Regions from separate parts of the Homo sapiens genome. Here region 1 is linked to region 2. Evidence: read pairs that join two places in POLR2A ChIA-PET (ENCODE). Cell type or tissue: PC-9. All regions are shown on one strand. Each heading gives the region's core, and the rest is flanking DNA. Links, peaks and the distances in the headings are about the cores only.

The links. ChIA-PET counts read pairs that join two places held together with the same protein. Peaks named below come from ENCODE experiments on the same cell type or tissue, not always from the same donor. Only the 100,000 strongest peaks of a DNase experiment are listed, where the experiment ranks them.
Region 1: POLR2A ChIA-PET joins it to region 2 with 18 read pairs; 2 of 35 experiments call an interaction of 5 or more read pairs at or near these places.

What each region holds. Positions count from the first base shown.
Region 1 is chrX:46,996,811-47,007,871 of GRCh38, forward strand. It overlaps JADE3 (jade family PHD finger 3), which reads left to right. Exons shown (of 11, transcript NM_014735.5): 4 at 1,310-1,467. Among named protein-coding and RNA genes, the nearest start is that of RGN, 76 kb to the right of the region's middle. In PC-9, for the core only: no CTCF peak of the experiment used is centred there; no DNase peak of the experiment used is centred there.
Region 2 is chrX:47,496,927-47,507,987 of GRCh38, forward strand. LOC124905183 (a long non-coding RNA gene) reads right to left here. Exons shown (of 2, transcript XR_007068224.1): 2 at 10-254. Among named protein-coding and RNA genes, the nearest start is that of ZNF41, 19 kb to the left of the region's middle. In PC-9, for the core only: no CTCF peak of the experiment used is centred there; DNase peaks (open chromatin) are centred at 4,975, 5,605 and 5,895; H3K27ac peaks cover 3,426 bases.

The DNA.
Region 1 (11,061 bases), core at 1,870-9,869, 500 kb before region 2:
GACCCTTTTTCCAAATAAGGTAATATCCATAGTTTCTGGGAACTAGGATGTGGACATATCTTTTTGGAGGCCACCATTCAATCCACTGCAATATGTTTTCAGGTTAGGAAACTATGTAGAGCAGATTTCATAAGCAGTTATGGCAAGTATGAAGGTACGGCTTATGCTTTGTAATTAGATCATTTGGCATTATTCATTATTAGTCAAGCCCAAAGCATGATCTTGTAATCAATTGATATATTTTATAAAGACTATCACTTGGAAAATAATGAAATATTTTAGGATGTTGACACATACTTTCCAGAACTAAGGAAGGATTTCCCACAGCACCATCTTTCCCAAAGATAGTAGTTTAGCAAATTGGAAATTGCCACCACTACTTAACCACTGCCTCATTAAAGATACTCTGAGGCCAGGCACCGTGCCTCACGCCTATAATCCCAGCACTTTGAGAGGCCAAGGCGGGCAGATCACTTGAGTTTAGCAGTTTGAGACCAGCCTGGGCAACCTGTCGAAACCCTGCCTCTACAAAAATTACAAAAAAAAAAATTACAAAAATTAGCTGGGCATGGTGGTATGTGCCTGTAGTCCCAGCTACTCAGGAGGCTGAGGTGGGAGGATCGCTTGAGCCTGGGAGGCAGAGGTTGCAGTGAGCCAAAGTCACGCTATCGCACTCCAGCCTAGGTAACATAGTGAGACCCTGTCTCAAAAAAATAAAATTAAATTCTGGAACAGAAAGACATTAGGGAGAAAAATAGTGAAAATTTGAATGAATTCTATACATTAGTTAATAGTATTATAGCATTGCTACTTTCCTGGTTTAGGTAATTGAACTCTGGTTATATAAACTGTAAACAATTAGAGGAAACTAAGTGAAGGATATATGGAAACTTTACTATTTGATAACTTTTCTTTAAGTCTAAAATTATTTCTAAATAAATTTTAAAATGAAATGATGCCCAAATAATTATTAACTATCAGTGGATACTTGTTACTTAATTTAAGAAAGTTAAGGATTGTTTTATACAAACTGTTTTGAGTAACCTGTATTGTTGGTTTAAATTTAGAGAACCCAAGAAAATAATTCAGGAAGGACTGCATTACCCTTTATTAAATCCCAAATAAGCTGGCTTCCTTGTCAGTACTTCAAACCTTTCCAAACAGAAGTTGATCTGGCCATTTAGGAAGTTAGAGATGTTTCTCTTGTTGGAAGCAGAGTGGATGGGGATGGTCTTTTTAAAAGGAGAACATTGAATGGTATCAGTTGCATAGTGATGGTCTTCTCAAGATATGTGCAATATCTTTCCAGGTATTCCGGAAGGACCTCATCAGTGCCATGAAACTTCCAGATTCTCACCACATTAATCCTGATAGCTATTACCTCTTTGCTGATACATGGAAGGAAGAATGGGAAAAGGGAGTCCAGGTACCAGCCAGTCCAGACACCGTTCCACAGCCTTCTCTCAGGTATTTGCATGCTTGCACCTTTGACTTAGGGAATGAATGCTCTCATGTTTGTCTGCTGCTTGGGGAGAAACTTAGAGTGGCTAATTATGCATTTATAGTACAAAGTCACATACCATTTTCACCAATTCACTCAGACCAGTGGCAGATTTTACCAGGCTATAATAAGCAATAAAGTCAGGCTCATGTATTTAGGGACATAGTATGTGCCCATTATTCATAGGATAAAACCATTTGAAGTCCAATCTGAAATTATGATAAAATTTTGGAGACAAGAATTTCCAAGTCTTGACTCAACAGTCAGTAGCATTTATTAGTCTTCTGAGAGAAACAGAATTAATTACATAATGCCTGTCTTAGTCTGTTTACTGTTGTTATAACAATACCTGAGTCTGTTTTATTTATTTATTTGTTTGTTTGTTTGTTTATTTATTTTGAGATGGAGTCTTACTCTGTCACCCAGGCTGGAGTGCAGTGGCACCATCTTGGCTCACTGCAACCTCTGCCTCCCGGGTTCAAGAGATTCTCCTGCCTTACCCTCCCAAGTAGTTGGAATTACAGGCGTGCACCACCTTGCCCAGCTAATTTTTTTGGTATTTGTTTTAATAGAGACAGGGTTTCATCATGCTGGCCAGGCCGTTCTTGAACTCCTGACTTCATGATCTGCCCACCTTGGCCTCCCAAAGTGCTGGGATTACAGGCCTGAGCCACCGCGCCTGGCCGAGTCTGTATAATTTATAAAGAAATATTTGGCTCACAGTTCTAAAGACTGGGAAGTCCAAGGGCATGGCAGCAGCTTCTGAAGGGCTTTTATACTGTGTTATAACATGTGAGAAAAGAAGAAGGACAAGTGAACATGTGTTTAAGAGATCACAAGAGTGAGCCAAGCTCACTTTTATGATGACCCACTCTTGTGAGAATTAATTCACTCCTGCAGGAACTCATTCCCACAAGAACTAACTGCTGCTATAACAGCATTAGTCAATTCATGAGCACTCCACCCTCAATACCCAATTATCTCTTAAAGACCCCACCTCCCAACACCATCACATTGGGAATTAAGGTTCCAATACACAAACTTTTGGTGACACATTCAAACTATAGAAACACCTGTGGGAAGTTTTATATATATATATATAACATATATATACATATATAACATATATATATATATATAACATATATATACATATATAACATATATATATATAAAATAGGGTCTTAAAGTAATGGTATCTATAAATAGAGGGTCAAAAACATAGAGTAATGGTACCTGTAAATAGAGGGCCAAAAACATAGAGTTTGTAAATGCATAAACCCAAATAAAAGGGGATTACTGAATGATTGAGTTGACTCTAAGCACATGGCCTTCATTTGCATTAGACCTGAGAAGAAAATTGAAATAGGAGAGGGCTTTGGTTTTAGAAAGAGGAGAGAAGGACTTTTCTGCCAGAGGAAGTAATAAGTAATAAGTTCAGTTAAAGAGTAGCGACTGGTTTTGGAAGCCATTTTTTCTTTCTGGTCTTTGTGTTTCCAATACTTTACACAAAGGTTGGCATTAAACAAAATGCTGAGTAAAAGTTTGAGTGAATGAATGAATGGGTAGAATGTAGAGTGCCAAATAAAGGGGCTAGTGGGACCTACTGGTTACTGTGAGAAATTGCAGATCTTATTGTACACCCATCAATTTCTGTTACATATTAGATTTTTTTAAGGGCAGAGATAACATCCTTGAATTCTCTGCTCCTAGTACTAGGTTTTTAAGACCTAGTCATGCTCCAGAAATGCTTGTTGGAATCATTTCTAGAAACCCAGGCTGTCCTACCCACAGAGGCTGTCCTACCCACAGAGAGGCTGCCTATGCTCTGTTAAGGAAAGCTCCACAGCCTTGCTCAGCACATGTCCCAAAACTCACTGGTTCATCATCAACACCATCTCCTGCCCCCTAAAAATCAGAGTAGCATCATGAATGAACATATGAGTTGAGTGTTTTCATGTCCTTGTTGTCAGTATTTTTATACAAATATAGCAGCCCTGGTGCTGAGTTGACCATCACCATTCCATTGATACTCCGAGGATTATTGAGTGTGACTAGCATCTTGACTTTAGTCTCGTTGGTAAGTCAGTATCAATTATCTACTTATTGGAGGTGATTTTAATCTTTTAGGTTGAGTGGAAAATGTCCCCTGTACCACTTTAAAAATGTTATCTGATAAGTGAGCCATGGGTAAGTAGGGTAGCAAGAATGGAGCAACAGTTTAAGAACAGTAATTTATTTTCATTTTTTTAATTTTTTGAGATAGGGTCTCGCTCTGTCACTCAGGCTGGAGTGCAGTGGCATGTTGTCAGCTCACTGCAACCTCCGCCTCCTGAGTTCAAGTGATTCTCATGCCTCAGCCACTTGAATAGCTGGGGTTACAGGCATGTGCCACCATGCCTGGATATTTTTGTATTTTTAATAGAGACGGGGTTTCACCATGTTGGCCAGGCTGGTCTCAAACTCCTAGCCTCGAGTAATTTGTCCGCCTTGGCCTCCCAAGTGCTAGAATTAAATGTGTGAGCCCCCGCCCTCAGCCTAAGAACAACAGTAATTTTAGAAACTAAAAGAGTTTAACTTGTTTTCAAATATAGGGATGTGCGTTCCTAATTCATGTGTGGCTTCAGTGCTCTATTATTTGTTCCGAGGGCTTCACATATTTACCATTATAAGTGCTGTGAATTGTTGGTAAATCTCTTCTGTTTCCCATAGTTCTTTGCCTATCATACGAAACTCTTAATTTTAATGGAACAACAAGGCAGACTATTAAATTATTGATCATATTGAATTCCTTAATGAAATCCTTAACTGGTTGCTCTTGGTAGGTATATCAGTTTCTGTTTTTTAGAAAATATCAATAAGACTTGTACTGTAGTATGTAGCCTTTCCTATGGAACAGTAATTCTCAAATTTTAGGGTGCATCAGAATCATTTGGAGGGCTTGTTAGAACAGATTTCTTAACCTCACCCCTAGTTTTTGATTCAGTAGATCTGAGGTGTGAGGTCTGAGAATTTGCATTTCTAACAACTCCTGACATGATACTGATGCCACTAGTCTGGGGATGACACTTTGAGAACAATTTTGTTATGAAATATGTTTATCTCATTTCCTGAATTTAATGGAAATCTCCATACTTTTATCATCTTCCTTGGATTTCTCTTTTGGCTTTCAATATAAGCCAGCCATATTGGAGGCTCAACCTATTTAGGATTTGGTTGGAGTACCTAAACTTTGTTTGGAGTACCTAATTTCCTCAACCACAGCTGCTTATCACAGCAACCCTTAACTATCATCATTTTGCATGGGTCAAACTATGTCTTGTGATTTTTACTTTCTGAATTTTGTAAGTCACCTTAAAAATTAAATCTTTGTGATATGAAATTATATTGGAACATTAATAAATAATTTGTTTTCATGTCCTTCAACAGATTTTCAAAATCAAATGACTTCAATTAACATTTTTAAGTACTATATAAATTCAGGCCTATTTAGATACCCCATGGTATGAAGTTACTCTCAGACTTGCCTTTTAACTAGGAACTAGTCTTAAGGTTTTTTGGCAGAGCTTTCTATTTGCCATCCATATACCCTTTTCAGTGAAATATATCTTTGTCTTTTGCCTGTTTTCTAATCAGATTCTTTGTTTTTTTACTATTGAGTGTTGAGAATTACTTATAAATTTGAGATATGAATCCATTGTCAAATATGTGGTTTGCAAATATTTTCTCCCAGTCTATTTATAGATTGACTTTTCGTCCAGTTAAGAGGGTCGTTCACAAAGTATAAGTTTGTGATTTTGATGAAGTTCAATTTATTGATTTTTTTTTTCTTCTGGATCATGCTTTTAATGTCATGCTGTGAACTTTTCACTTAGCTCTATGTCTCAAAAATATTCTTCTATGTTTTCTTTTAAGAGTTTTATAGTTTTACATTTAAATGCGTGAACCATTTTGAATTAATTTTGTGTAAGATATGAGGCATAGATCAAAGTTCAAAATCAGGTAAGTTGATTCTTCCCACTTTATTCATTTTTCAAAATTGCTGTGGCTATTCCACTTTCTTTGTCTTTCCATTCAAATTTTATAATAAGCTTTCCATATGTACAAAAAATCTTGCTGGATTTTCATAAGGATTATATTAAACCTTTATCACTTGGGAAGAATTGACATCTGTACAAGTCCTGTACACATTTTGCTAAATTTATGCTTAAGTGTTAAAATTTTTTGAGCAGTTGTTAATGGTATTATATTTATAATTTAGGTTTCCACATGGTCATTGCTAGTACATACAAATACAACCAATTTTTGTGTGTTGATGTTGTGTTTTCTATAACCCTGCTGAATTACTTAGTTCTGGCAGTTTTATTTAAAAAAAAAAAAAAAAAAGAGGTTCCTTAGGATTTTCTGTGTAGACCATCATGTTACCTGCAAATAAAGATGGTTTTATTTCTTCCTTTCCAATCTGTTTACTTTTTATTTCTTTTCTTGCCTTATTCTAGTAGCTAAAATGTCTTGTAGTATGTCAAATAGCAGTGGAGAGAGCAGACATCATTGTCTTGTTCCCAATCTTAGGCGGAAGGCTTTCAGTCTTTCAATATATTAAGTATGATATTAACTATAGGGTTTTTCATAGATATTCTTTGTCAAGTTGAGGAAGTTCACCTCTACTCCTAATGTGTGGTAGTTTTTTTCATAAATGGGTATTGAATTTTGTCAACTGAAATGATCCCTATCAAATGATATGATCAGGTGATTTTTTTTCTTCTTCAGCCTGTTAATGTTATAGATTACATTGATTGATTTTTTTTAATATTGAACAAGCCTTGCATTGCTTGAGCAAACCTGAGTATTAGTCAGCTTGGGCTGCCATAACAAAATATCACAGGCTGGATAGCTTAAACAACAGAAATTTATTTCTCAAAGTTCTGGAGTCTGAAAGTCCTAGATCAAGGTCTTGCAGAGTTCAGTTTTGGTGAGGGCTCTCTTCCTTGCTTGCTACCTTCTCACTGTGTGCTCACATGGCCTTTCCCTTATGACCTTATTTAAGCTTAATTACCTCCTGTAGGCCTTGTCTCCAAATACAGTCACATTGGGGGTTAAATTTTGGGGGTGACACAATTCAGTCCATAACACCAAGTTGATCAGGGATTATATTATATTTTTATACTGCTTGATTTGACTTGCAAATATCTTGTTGGAAATTTTTATGTCTATGTATTTTTATGTCTTATTTTTATGTTCCCGAGGAATATTGACCTGTAGTCTTATATATATAAAAATAATTATATATAATTAATGTATATATATAAATTTATATATTTATATAGATATAAATTTATATATATATTAATTATATATTATAATTAATGTATATGTTATATATAATTAATGTATATATAAAAATTACAAATTATAATTAAATTTGTAATTTATATATAATTTATATATAAAATAATTATATATAATTTATATATGTTTTATATATAATTTTGGTGACATACACCAAAATTATAAATTTATATATATTTATAAATTTATATATATAAATTTATTTTTATATATTTATATTTTTATATATAAATTTATTATATATATAAATTTATAAATTATTTATATATATAAATAATGTGAGAGACAGGGTCTCGCTCTGTTGCCCAGGCTGGAGTGCAGTGGCACCACCTCAAGCTCAGTACAACTTCCACCTCCTAGGCTCAAGTGATCCTCCTGCCTCAGCCTCCTGAGTAGCTGGGATTACAAGTGTTCATCGCCACGCCCAGCTGATTTTTGTATTTTTTGTAGAGACAGGGTTTCACCATGTTGCCCAGGCTGGTCTCAAGCTCCTGACCTCAAGCAGCCCTCCAGCATTGGCCTCCCAAAGTGCTGGGATTACAGGCAGGAGCCAGTGCACCCAACCTCTCATGATATTTATATCTGTATTGTATCAGGGTAGTACTGGTCTTATAAAATTAGTTGGGAAATATTCCTTCCTCTTCTAGTTTTTGGAAGAAATGGTATAGAACTGGGGTTAATTCTTATTAAAATGTTTGATGGAATTCTCCAATGAAACACTCCAGACCTGGAGGCTTCTCTTTGGGGATTTGCTTAAGTATAAATTTGAGTTCTTTTTTTTGTTTGTTTGTTTGAGGCCTTGCTCTGTCACCCAGGCTGCAGTGAAATGGCACAATCACGGCTCACTGCAGCCTCAACCTCCTAAGCCCAAGCAATCTTCCCACCTCAGCCTCCCAAGAGCTGGGACCACAGGCCTGTGCCGCCATATGCGGCTAATTTTTTAAGAATTTTTTGTAGAGATGAAGTCTTCCTATGTTGGCCAGTCTGGTCTGAAACTCCTGGGCTCAAGTGATCCTCCCGCCTCAGCCTACCAAAATGTTGGGATTACGGGCGTGAGCCACTGCACATGGCAAATTTGAGTCCTTTAATAGATAATTTGAATAGCCCTGTAACTATTTCATGTTGAGTGACTTTGGTTAGTTTGTAGTTTAAGGTACTGGTTTGTTTCATCTAAGTTGTTGAATTTACATGTATAGAATGGCTCATAGTATTCCCTGTGTTGCTTTCATTTTAAAATTCAATCTTGGCTAGACTTCTACTTCCAAAAAGATGGAGTAGGTATGCTTTTCCCTATGCCTCCCACTAAGTACAATTAAAAACCCTGAGCATTTTATATAATGCAAACATAAGACTTTGAAAGATCAGGAGAAGAAAGCAGAACAGCTAGAGTCCTTGAGACCTGAGGAACAACCCAGTTTTATGTTCCCTGGGATTTCTTTTTGTTCCCAGAGTTGGTGCTGGAGAAGCTAGCAACCCAGAAGCACAAACCAGCAAAAACAAAAAACAAAAACTAAGAAAAGCCTGTCCTCTCTAGCCAAATGACCAGGAAAGGGACCGCCTATCAGACAGGAAACCTTTTTTTTATTATTTTATTATTTTTTTGAGACTGAATCTCTGTCGCCCAGGCTGGAGTGCAATGGTGCCATCTCTGCTTACTGCAACCTTCGCCTCCCTGGTTAAAATGATTCTCCTGCCTCAGCCTCCCAAGTAGCTGGGATTGCAGGTGCACACCATCACACCCAGCTAATTTTTGTATTTTTAGTAGAGGTGGGGTTTCACCACGTTGGCCGGGCTGGTCTCAAACTCTTGACCTCAAGTGATCCACCCACTTCGGCCTCCCAAAGGGCTGGGATTACAGGTGTCAATCACTGTGCCTGGCCAACATGGAAAACTTTTAGACAGAAAACTCTTCTCCAGTCAAACACCACAGAAAAATACTTTGGGCCACCCCAACCTTCTCCAGCAAAGATGGAGTAGGGAGCCTAGACAGCAATGATGTACCCCATTTGGGGTTGTGTTAGAGGAGACTGAGTGGACAGTCAGGATTTTCACCTCTGTTCAGCAGTGTCAGTGGAGGCCATGCAGGAAACAATAGCAAGGCATTCTCACCAATCCCAGTGATGGAGGTATCCATGGAAGCCTAGTGGGGGGCTGAAACTCTCAGCCCCACCCAACAGTAACAGGGATGTTGACACAGGCCAAATGGTGAACTAGGTCTTATACAACCACCTGGTGGTAACAAGGCAATGCCCCCAACCCTGATCTCCAGCCAGATAGTGTCATAGGAAGCCAGCCAAAATCGAAGGTTTGCATAAGATCCAGAGTCTCATAATGCCCCAAATGTCTAGGTTTTAGTAAAAAATTACTCATCAAGAATCAGGAAGGTCTCAACTTGACCAAAGACAGATGCCGACATCAAGATGCCAGATATTAGAATAGTTTAACGAAGATTTTAAAACAGCCAACATAAAAATGCTTCAGTGAACAATTGTGAACATACTTGAAATAAGTTAAAAAAAAATAGTATCCCTCTTTCATTCCTATTATTGGCAATTTTTGTATTATCTTTTTTTCTTGCTATAGGTTGGTCAGTTATCTTGATCATTTCACAGAACACTCTTCTTATTTTTGTTTGTTTTTAGAGACAGGGTCTTACTCTGTCACTCACGCTGGAGTACAGTGGCATGATCACAGCTCACTACAGCCTGGACCTTTTGGGCTCAAGTGATCCTCCTGCCTCAGCCTCCTAAGTAGCTGGGACTACAGGCGCATGCCACCACGCCAGGCTAATTTTTGTAGTTTTTTTTTTTTTTTTTTTTTTAGAGACAGGGGTTTCGCCATGTTGCCCAGGCTGGTCTTGAACTCCCGGGCTCAAGCAATCCGACCACCTCGGCCTCCCAAAGTGCTGGGATTACAAGTGTGAGCCAATGCGCCCAGCCCATTACTTTTCTGTTTTTAATCTCATTGATTCCTGGTCTTTATTATTTTTATCCTTCTGCTTACTTTGGGTTTATTTTGCTTTTTTCTCGTTTCTAGTGTTGAGAACTTAATTTATTGATTTGAAGCTGTTTCTCTTATCTAATGTAAGCATGTAGTACTATAAATTTTCCTCTCAGCACCTGCTTTAACTGTGTCTCATAAATTTTGATATGTTGAATTTCATTTTCGTTCTCTTAAGTATATATTTTTTTAACTTCTCTTGAAATTTCTTCTTTCACCCATGGATTATTTCAAAGTGTGATTTTTGGTTTCCAGGTGTTTGGAGGTTTTCTTGTTATCTTTCTGTTGCTGATTTCTAGTTTTCTTTTTTTTTTTCTTTTCTTTTAAGAGATGAGATCTCACTATATTGTCCAGGCTGGTCTCGAACTCCTGGGCTCAAGCAATCCTCCCACCTTGACCTCCCAAAGTGCTGGGATTATGGGTGTGAGCCACTGCGCGTGGCCAGTTTCTAGTTTTGATTCCACTGTGATCAGAAAACACACTCTATATAATTCCAGTTATTTAAATTTGTTGAGGTTTATTTTATGGCCCAGGATATGGTCTGTCATGGTACATGTTCCATGGGTGCTTAAAAATAAGTGTATGCTGCTCTTGTTGGGTAGAGTATTCCATAAATGTCAATTCGTTCAACTCTGTTAGTTGGTGGTAGTGTTGAGTTCTTCTGTACCCTTGTTGATTTTCTGTTTGTTGGTTCTATCAATTATTGAGAGAGGTTGAGGTCTATAGCTATAATCATGGATTTGTCCATTTCCACTTTGAGTTCAGTTCATTTTTGCTTCACGTTTTGGAGCACTGTTGTTTGGTGCACACACATTTATGATTGCTATGTCTTCTTGATGACACTTTTATCATTATATAATATTCCTCTTCATCTCTGGTAATTTTCTTTACTATGCAGTCTACTTTATCTGATGTTAGTATAGTCACTTTTGCTTTCTTTTGAGTGATGTTTGCATCATATGTCTTTCTCCATTATTTTACTTTCAACCTACTTATATCCTTATATTTTAAGTATGTTTTATTTAGACAGCATATATTTGGATCATATTTTTAAATCTGCTGTATCAATCTGTCTTTTAATTGGTTTAGACCACTTATATTTGATGCAATTATTAATATGTTAGGACTTCAGCGTGTCCTTTTATTTTGTGTGTGTGTGTGTGTGTGTGTGTGTGTGTGTGTGTGTGTGTGTGTGTTCTCTGTTTTTCATT
Region 2 (11,061 bases), core at 1,945-9,944:
CAAACTTGGTGACTTAAAACAACAGAAATTTATTTGTTCACAATTCTAGAGGCCAGAAATCTAAAATCAGTATGGCTGGGCCAAGATCAAGGTGTTGGCAAGGCCGTACTCTCTTCATTCCTTGGCTCTTCCAGCTGCTGGTGGCCGCTGGCATTCCTTGGCTTGTGACCACAGCACTCGAATCTATGCCTCTGTATTCATATTTTCTTCTCCTATTTGTGTCATCTTCCTCTGCCTCCCTCTTATAACGACACCTGTGATTGCATTTAGGGCCTATGTTAATAATCTAGAATAATCTCTCCATCTCAAAATCTTCAACTTAATCACACCCCAAAAGTCCTTTTATCATATGGTAACATACACAGGTTCCAGAGATTTCTCTTGGGGAGTCATTATTCGGCCTACCTCAATAAGGGAAGAGACTGTCTAAATAAAAGTGGGGAAACAGAGCCAAGAATCTCAGAAACAAGCTTCCATAATTTTTAGCACTATGCAAAAACAACAGAAGAGGGAGCTCTGACATTTGAAAAGCTACCCTGAACCCCCACCTCCTTCTGAAAGTTCAGGAAAACTAATTTGATATAAAGAAGAATATACAGAGGACAAATCCCATACAATATTGCTGTAAGAATAAAAAAATAAGGGGTAGAATACCATTCTTGGACACAATGAAAGAATGCCGAAAACACATGCTCACAGAATGGATCAAAATTATAGCCAACTATTTTGAACAAGCTAAACAACATTAAGAAAATGATGCAAGACAATGAAAGAATAACATAAATAAGAACTAGAAAAACTCAATTTATGATAGATCTCAGAAAATATTTGGAAATAAAAGAAAAAATCTTTCAGAATAGAAAATTAAACTGCAAGGAACACAGAGCAAATAAACATAACACATGATGGCTTAAAAGAAATAGAAGGTGGAAAGGATGAACATATTTTTTAAAAAGCAAAAGAATAGTATTTGAGGACAAATGGCAAATATCAAAGTTATAAAAAGAAGATCCAATTCATATACCCTAGGAGTCCTTGAAGAAAACAAGGGCAAAAGGATGAAAACAAATACTAAAAACTATAATTCAAGAAAACTTCCTGGAATTAAAAAAGAATTGAAACTACATATTGAAAGAGCACATCAGACTTCCTTTTCCTTCTGGCCAAGATAGAGTTACAGGAACCAGATTTACTCTTCCACTTGAAACAACTACAAAAATGATAAAATATATGAAACAATGGGGCCGGCCGTGGTGGCGCATGCCTGTAATCCCAGCACTTCGGGAGGCCAAGGCGGGCAGATCACTTGAGGCCAAAAGTTTGAGACCATCCTGGCACATAGCAAAACACCATCTCTGCTAAAAATACAAAAAATAGCCGGGCAAGGTGGTACACACCTGTAGTCCCAGCTACTCGGGAGGCTGAGGCATAAGAACTCCTTGAACCCAGGAAGCGGAGGTTGCAGTGAGCCGAGGTTGCAGTGAGCCGAGATTGCACCACTGCATTCCAGCCTGGGTGACAGAGTGAGAGCCTGTCTCGAAAAAAGGAATTAAAAAAAAAAAAAGAAAAGAATGCAGGTCTGAAAAATATCTCAAGCACCAATCTTAGGTTTTACAATAGTGATGTTATCAAAAGGAGCAATTGTGGAGGTTAGGAATTTTGTGACCTCCGGCCACATGACTTCTAAACCAGAATTTCTACTCTTGTGGCTAATTTGTTGGTTTTACAAAGGCTGTTTGGTCCCCAGGCAAAAAGGGGGTTTGTTTTGGGAAAGGGCTGTTACCATCTTTGTTTCAAAGTTGAACTATAAACTAAGGCTGGGCACAGTGGCTCATGTCTGTAATCCCAGCACTTTAGGGGTCGAGGTGGGTGGATCACTTGAGGTCAGGGGTTTGAGACCAGCCTGGCCAACATGATGAAACCCCGTCTCTACCAAAAAATTAAAAAATTAGACAGGCATGTTGGCACACGCCTGTAATCCCAACCACTCAGGAAGCTGAGGCAGGAGAATTGCTTGAACCCGGGAGGCAGAGGTTGCAGTGAGCCAAGATTGTACCATTGCACTCCAGCCTGGGTGACAGAGTGAGACCCTGTCTCAAAAAAAAAAAAAAATTAATATATATATACACTAAATTTTTCCTATAGTTAGCTTGGCCTATGCCCGGGAATGAACAAGGGCAGTTTGGAGGTTAAGGGCAAGATGGGGTCGGTTAGCTCAGATCTCTTTCACTGTCATATTTTTTTCAGTTATAATTTTTGCAAGGGCATTTCAGTATTGTTATTCAGAGACTGGTTAACGTGGGTGCCTAGAAAGGGATTAACAGAGCAGGCCTGAGACTGTTATGCTGAGAAAAGCTTGTTCTCAAGGTTTGCCCTTGGCTGGTGTCTGGGAACTTGGATTTCTGGAGGGTTCCCACTTTTCCCTAACTGATAAGGGTGTCTCACTGTGTCTACGTTGTGCTGACAATCTGGTTTATGCTGGCCATCTGCCTCTCTTCTAGGAGTCTGGAATATTAGTGCGTGCTAGGCAGAGGGCACCTAGTGCCTAACTCCCAATAAAAACCTTTGACACTGAGTCTCTAATGGGCTTTTCTGGGCAGAAACATGACACGCTTGTTGCTGCATTTTTGATGCTGGGGGAGGGTGCACTATGTGGGAGCCTTCCTGGGAGGGAAGAAGAGGGAAGATGGATGAGTAAATCATGCCTGGGTCACTATGGAGTTACCTATGGTGTAAAACAGCAGCTGACCTGCTTGCTATCTCTTATGAGAGGTAGAAGTTACCCGTGGCATTTGAAAATGATAAATCCAGTCATAGACAGTTGGCTTGCTGGATCTCCTGGCTGCTTTTGGCCATGCTGGCTAAAGATAGGAAGAAGTGCAGCTCAAAGGATGACTTTGGTTTTTGTTCTCTCCTCCAATTGGGAGGAAAAAGGGCCCAGACATTCCCCCCAGTGAGCTTCCTATGCACTAAAGACAGGCCAGGTGCAGTGGCTCACGCCTGTAATCCCAGCACTTTGGGAGGCCAAGGTGGGCAGATTGCTTGAGGTCACAAGTTTGAGAACAGCCTGGCCACCATGGTGAAATCCTGTCTCTACTAAAAATACAAAAATTAGCCGGGTGTGGTGGCATGCACCTGCAGTCTCAGCTACTCAGGAGGCTGAGGCAGGATAATGGCTTGAACCGAGGAGGTGGAGGTTGCAGTGAGCTGAGATCATGCCACTGCACTCCAGCCTGGGCGACAGAGCGAGATTCTGTCTCAACAAAACAAAACAAAACAAAACAAAACAAAACAAAACAAAACCAACGAAAAGACAATAACAGTTAATTGGAGTTGCTCTCTCTCCTAGGTGGGAGGGGGAAGGGTCAGAAAATTTCTGAAGGCAGGTTTTGGGTGAATCAAGAACGTTCAAAGTTTGCATTGCTCGCTCCTCCAAGTGGAAGAAAAATAGTTAAATCAGTTCCCAGGGCTGGAGCAAGGCTTTAGATAAACCAGAGGTGGAGAAAGAGTAAAAAACATTCCCCCCAAACAAGAAAACCACTCTAGCCTTTTCTACAGCTTAGTAGCTGCCTCTGCAACTCAAAGCCCTCCTTACACTGCAACCTTCATCTCCAGCAGCTGTAATGTTAACCTTGTAAATGCGGTGTGGAAACTAAAGCAACTCCATCTTGGATGCTAATCCACGATGTTGACTTCAGATTAACTCCAGTGCCAGGAAGGCCTCTCAGATTTCCAGTCTAGCTATCTTTCCTTGTGTAAGAGCACATACTTACCACAAATCCTGCCCTTAGGTCTAAATAACCTCAATGTGATCGTTCTTCAATTCTACACATCACTTCTGAATCACCCCTTCCCTATGGTATATAAGCCCTGAGTCTGGGGTTGATGGCACAGGGATCCACTTTCTCCTCTTACCGCTACCTGAGACGCAGACATGGCTTCTGTTTGCAAGTCCCTATTAAATGTTTCCTTCTAAGAAATTGGATATGTCAGCCTCTTTCTTTGGCCTCTCAGCTTCCTGGGACTTTGGGGGTAGTTTTGTATAGACCTGCTCACTGTGGAACATGCTGATTTTACAGCTAGGGGTTTGGGGAAAACAGAGGGGAATGTTTATTCAAAGGCTTTGTATTTTGTGGCTGTCGCATCTGGGTGTATGATAAAATTTAATGTAAAATGTTATCTGCTTTATTTCATCAACATTAGACAAATCATCCTAATAGGGAAAGCTGCAAAGAAAAAAAAACAGTGTTTGTGGAATCAGAGCTCCCTTGCTTTTTGCTGCCTGTGGGTGGATTGCAATTTAAACTCTTTGAGGATTGGAAACAGAACAAGTCTCCATAACCACTGATTTTTGCCCATTGGAGCCTCTGGAAAAAGGGAGAGAACATAAAAAGAGAGGCAATCTCCGGGTAGAAACATGCTTTGGGAGTTTTCAAAAACAGCTTTTAGTTTGCTAATGTGCTCTTGCTGCCATGAACTGCCTGACCCATAGAGGCTAATGGTTTTCAGCCTGCTGTGCATATGTTTGAGTAGGTCTATTTGGCCTCTAAAATGAACAAGATAAAAAGGACTTTTAGAAAAGTCTTGTTTGTCACTTGGGCTTGGTATACAGCTGTCTGGCTCTTCCTTGTATCAGCTTTGCTGCTACTGAAGGAAAGCCAGGGGCTTTTTAAAAATCCCAGATTCACAGATCCTAATTGCCTGTGCCTGCCTCTGAGCTGAAACTTGATGCTGTCTTCTGCAGCTGTTTCGGCCTTGCGGTGAGCTGTGCGGAACTGAAGGCTCATCTCAAAGAACAGGACTCAGATTCTGAATTGTTGCCCATTTAAGACAGCCTCTGTGGGGCTATAAATGACGAAAATACAGATGCTGACCGGATTGTCTGGGTCACATAAAAATGCCAACAGGAAAGGGTGTGGTCTCATGAAACCATCTAAAATTGGGTGGCTGAATGGCTCTAGATTTCTGATACAGAGACTAATTGCATTCTTAACTTGTGATTTCTCTTGAAAGCTTCAGGTTGGGGACGGACACATAACAGAGAATGTGACCCCTTCACCTACTTCACACAGATTGGACTGGTGCCCCTCTTTGAGATGTCTCATTGCTGTTGACTTGTTGCATCATTCAGCTTTCAGGATTAGATGCAGTTTGTGCCAATGGACTGATAGCCTGACTCTATTTCCCTCACCTTTCTTTTCTTTCTTTCTTTCTTTCTTTCTTTCTTTCTTTCTTTCTTTCTTTCTTTTTTTCTTTTTTTTTTTTTTTTTTAGACAGGGTCTCACTCTGTCACCCAGGATGGAGTGCAGTGGCACGATCATGGCTCACTGCAGCCTTGATCTCCCGGGCTCAGGTGATCCTCCTACCTCAGCCTCCCAAGTAGCTGGGACTACAGGCTCCTGCCACCCAGATAATTTTTTTTTTAAGAGATGGGGTTTCGCCATGTTTCCCAGGCTGGTCTCGAACTCCTGAGCTCAAGCAGTCCGCCCACCTTGGCCTCCCAAAGTGCTGGAATTACAGGCGTGAGCCACTGAGCCCAGCCTACTACCCTCACCTTTCTCCTAGTGCACACATCTTAGTGAAACAGTTTGATTATTCAGTGCAGCTGTCCCCAGCAAGAGATTGATTTTTTTTTCCCTAGGCTGCTCACTGGGTAAATGATGAGGAGGAAAGGAATGGGAAGTTAATGGAAACCCATTTTGAAAAAATTGGAAAGTTCCGGATTCTTCCTGACCTATTTCTGGACATGATATGTCTTTCTGGTTAAATTGCATAAAAATATTTTCCTGGAAAAATGTTTCTTTCCTTCTAGCATATAACCCTTCCAGACAAATGGTCTGGATGAGAGTAAAATGATTGGGAAATATGAAGTCATATTTCTTCAGTAAGTCATGAAGTCTTACTGAATGAGACTCACTGATTTTGTAACAATGGAGAAAAAAGAAAAGCCTATGGAGGTGCCGGGGTGTAGAGAGTGTATTAATGATCTTTGTTTTTTCAGAACTGCTCCTGGCAGCTTTCCCCTCTTTCTGTAGAAGAATGCCCCATGTTTCATTTCCAAGCTGCTGTGAGTGCTTTGAATGTAAATTGGCTGCTGAGCCTCTGATCACCCCTGACAGCACTGACTATGACACAGCAGGGGTGGCACCTGCTCCTGTGATTTGCCGGCAGAACACCTGCAGATGCCATCCACACACATGAGAGGGATGAACTGATGTCACGGATAAGCAAAACTGAGGGAACCTGACTACCTCTGGGCAGTCCCGCTGAAACCAAGGACCAAACTGAATTATTTGGATTAGACTCGGTGGGAGTTTTCCCCGTGGGAGGCCACACTGGGAACCCTGTTAACCTGCCCTGTCTGACTAATGTATGCCCTGCTCGGGGTACCTGAACAATTGTAAACTCTTGGTTTCCAGGGCTATCACGTGTTCCCTCTGGGATTGTACTTGCATGTGCACCCTAACTGTCCTGACACTGCCTCAGCCTGGAAGACATTGACATCAGCTTCAGTTTACTGGCCAGAGTGGTGCTGAGCCTGAATTGATGTGGCAGGCTGGGCAAAAAGGGGATAATACAGAAATTTAAGGAAGAAGCCCCCTGACTTTCAAAGATGAACTTTTCTGGTTAATGGATTTTTTTTTCTTTGTGTGTGTGTGTGTGTGTGTGTGTGTGTGTGTGTGTGTGTATTTTGAGACAGTGTCTCACTCTGTTGCCCAGGCTTTAGTGTAGTGGTGTGATCAGCTCACTGCAGCCTCAAACTCCTGGGCTCAAGTGATCCTCCCACCTCAGCCTCCCAAGTAGCTGGGACTACAGGCGCATGCCACCATGCCCAGCTGAATTAAAAAAAAATTTTTTTTTGTAGAGATGGGGGGTGTATTAGGGTTCCCTTAGAGGGACATAACTAATAGGATATATGTGTATATATATAGGCTGTCTGCAAGCTGAGGAACAAGGAAAGCCAGTCTCAATCCCAAAACTGAAGAACTTAGAGTCCGATGTTCAAGGGAAGGAAGCATCCAGCACAGGAGAAAGATGGAGGCTAGGAGGCTAGGCCCATGTTGTTCTTTTCTCATTTTTCTGCCCGCTTCATATTCGATGGAAGCTGATTAGATTGTGCCCACCAGATTAAGGGTGGATCTGCCTTTTCCAGCCCACTGACTCAAATGTTAATCTGTTTTGGGCAACACCCACACAGACACACCCAGGATTAATATTTTGTATCCCTCAATCCAATCAAGTTGACAACTCAGTATTAACCATCACAGGGGGTCTCACTATGTTGGCCAGGCTGCCCTCCAACCCCTGGGTTCAAGCAATCCTGCTGCCTTGGCCTCCCAGAGTGCTGGGATTACAGGTGTGAGCCACTGTGCCCCACCTGGAATTTGTTTTAACTGGCTAAATCCAGGACCCCTGGAGGGTATAAGTGAGGTTAAATCTGCAGGGTGGTCTCACCTGGCTGCATGGGGTCCTACTGATAATTTTGCTGTGAAGATGCCAGGACCAAGGGGTGGACTAAGCAGAAGGGGGTTAACATAGCAGTCCTGTAACTATTGTCCTTTGAAAGTCCTGCTTACAAGCTTGGCCCTTGGCTGGCAATTAGGAACTTGGATTTCGGGAGTATTCCCAGAATTCCTTAACTGATAAGGATGGCTTACTCTTCCCAACCTGTTTGTGCAAACAGTGGTTTCTGCTGATCACCGGCTTTCATTCTGGGAGCCTGGAATTTTGGTAAGCACTAGGTAGAGGGTGCCTAGTGACCAGCCCCCAGTGAAACCTTTGGGCACCAAACCTCTAATGGGCTTCCCTGGGGAGAAGCATTATACATGTGTTCCTGGATTTTTGTTGCTAGAAGGACAGCTCTGTGCAAGCCTCCTGCGAGGGGGAGACAGCATGAGGAGGCCTGTGTACAGCATCCTTCACATTCTGCCTGTGTCTTTTTACCTTGACGATTCTGTCACATATCCTTTTGCTGTCATAAACCTTAGCTGTGAGGACAATTATATGCTATGCTCAGTGCTATGAGTTCTTCCAGCAAGTCACTGAACATGGGGGGTGGCCCTGGGACCCCCCAACAGAATGGGATAAATTAATAATTATGAGATATTCCAATTCTATCATCCCTGCGTCTATGAGAACCTGTAATTTTGTTGTGAGAGAAATGGAATGCAGGCCGGGTGTGGTGGCTCATGCCTATAATCCCTGTACTTTGGGAGGCTGAGGCGGGTGGATCACCTGAGGTCAGGAGTTTGAGACCAGCCTGGCCAACATGATGAAACCCCGTCTCAACTAAAAATACAAAAAATTAGTCAGGCATGGTGGCGGCTGCCTGTAATCCCAGCTACTCGGGAGGCTGAGGCAGGAGAATCGCTTGAGCCCGGGAGGCGGAGGTTACAGTTAGCTGAGATCACGCCACTGCACTCCAGCCTGAGTGACAGAGCGAGACTCCGTCTCAAAAAAAAAAAAAAAAAAAAAAAGAAATGGAATACAGATACAATATAAAAGAGAGCTTAAGGAAAAAAAAAACCTATATTCCTGAATTTGAGTTGGACATATCAATATGATCTCACAACAGTTTATTTTTAAAAAGAATGTGCACACACACACACACACACACACACACACACACACTTCATAGCTCTGTCTGCTGAAGAGGCCTACAAACAACGACCAACACAGCAGTAATGAGCAACCCTGGCACCCAAATTGTGGCCTTGACATTCCATTTCCCATGAAAAGGAATCAGTACCAGATCTGGTACTGGAAATGTACAAGATAATCCTGGAATCTTGTCATAAGAGCCGATAGTGAGAAAGCTGTTAATATCTATTAGGGTCAAGTCAAAAGGGTGTGGGAGCCAACTCCAGGAGTCTCTCACGGGCCGCAGATGAGATAATTTGAGCTTCAAGAAGTTAATAAATGCAATTTGACTGAAACCTGCCTAATATGCTTAAATTCATGAGTTCACAATGATCTTTTTAAAAATAGTTACCTTTGGGGAATGATAGGGAACCAAATCATTTTCTTGAAAACTGATAAAGGGACAAAGAATAAAGCATTTATGTTGCCTTTCCTAAATAAACTGTAGTATCAGTAACCAAATGATAAATGAACAAAAGCATCTCTATAAAAGTGTTGCAATTAATAAATGAAAAAGAATTGTTGGTTGGAATTTGTATATCACCATTTTGCAACCACCAATCAATTTCATGGATCTTCTAGGCATTGAAGCATCTCAGCTGCTAACATCACAAGAGTGACAACCAGACATTCTGTGCCCCCTGATGAGAGCACATGTAGTCTTGCTAAAGGAATTAAGCTTGAACCAGATCTGGCCCCTGCATTGACCTGCCAATTTGCAGGAAACATGGAGTACAGAGAAATATATTGCCATGCACATGCAATCACCCAAATCCAGGCTGTGAAAAATCCAGATTTGAGTGAGGACCTTGAAAGTAAAAGAGACTTAAAAAACAAATCATTTTTTTTTCATGAGCAAGACTAACATGTAATGTTTGAGGATGTACACTTGGGTGATATAAAGAAATGCAAGGAAGTAATTACTATAAAGTCAAGGTCAAGGTTGGTGAGTTGAAATTGGATGGGGCTTCTGGGTTGGCTGGCAGAGTTCTTTCTTGAATTTGGTGGTTGTTACTAAGGTGTTTGCCTTGTAAGAACCAGTTAAGCTACACTTTGGTGTTACACGGCTTTATGTAGCTATATTTTATTTTACTTTAATAAAAATAAAGTCCTGAGCTATTACTGTTTTTTTCCTTATGGTAGAAAATATTTATTTCAAATGCCCAGTCATGGCTAGGCGCAGTGGCTCACGCCTGTAATCCCAGCACTTTGGGAGGCCGAGGCGGGAGGATCATTTGAGGTCAGGAGTCTGAGACCAGCCTGGCCAACATGGTGAAACCCTGTCTCTACTAAAAATACAAAAATTAGCTGGGTGTGGTGGTGGGTGCCTGTAATCCCAGCTACTCAGGAGACTGAGGCAGGAGAATTGCTTGAGCCCAGGAGGCAGAGGTTGCAGTGAGCAGAGATCGCACCATTGTGCTCCAGCCTGGGCAACAAAGCAAGACTCCGTCTCCAAAAACAACAACAACAAACCCAAATGCCCAGTCATCATCCATTTAGATTCAATTTTATGCATATGTTGCAGGAGTCACTGCTTGATATTATTTTATTACTCGTTTGAGATTTCTCTTCTAAAGTGAGAGAACTTTGTTGATTATTTGCCTTAAGTCTAGAACATTACTGGTAACTTCTCTATACAGTATTCTTTGTCGAAAAATATCTTTGCATTGACTGATAAGAATTTTCATACTTATTTTTAAGATGAAGTGAAAATGAAGCAACTTTTTAATATTCTCATGCCTAAAAAGAGGAAGAGCTGGAATTGAAACTGTCATTAATTCTACCCAGATTGTCATTGGTATTTCCAGTATTCCATCATGACTAAAATCTAGAGTTAATTCTCACTGAACTTTGTATACTGTATTGTATGTAGCATAGTGGCCTATATCAAATTTACCAGGCAAATATATCTTTTAAACATTTTAATTGTGGTAAAATATACACAACATTAAATTTACCATCTTAACCATTTTTAAGTATACAGTTAAGTAGTATGAAGTATGTTCACATTGTTGTGCAACCAATCTCCAGAACTTTTTCATCTTGCAAAACTGAAACTCTGTACCCCTTAAACAACAACTATTCATTTCCCCTCCCCAGCCCCTGGTAACCACCATTCTACTTTCTGTCTCCATAAATTTGACTACTTTAGGTACTTCGTATAAGCAGAATCATACAGTAGTTGTCTTTCTGTGACTGGCTTATTTCTTTTAGCATAATGTCCTAAAGGTTCATCCCAGTACAACTTTTATTTTATTTATTTATTTATTTTATTTTTTTGAGATGCAGTCTCACTCTGTCACCCAGGCTGGAGTGCAATGGCAGGATCTTGGCTCACTGAAACCTCTGCCTCCCCAGTTCAAGCCATTCTGCCTCAGCCTCCCAAGTAGTTAGGATCACAGGCATCCGCCACCACACCCG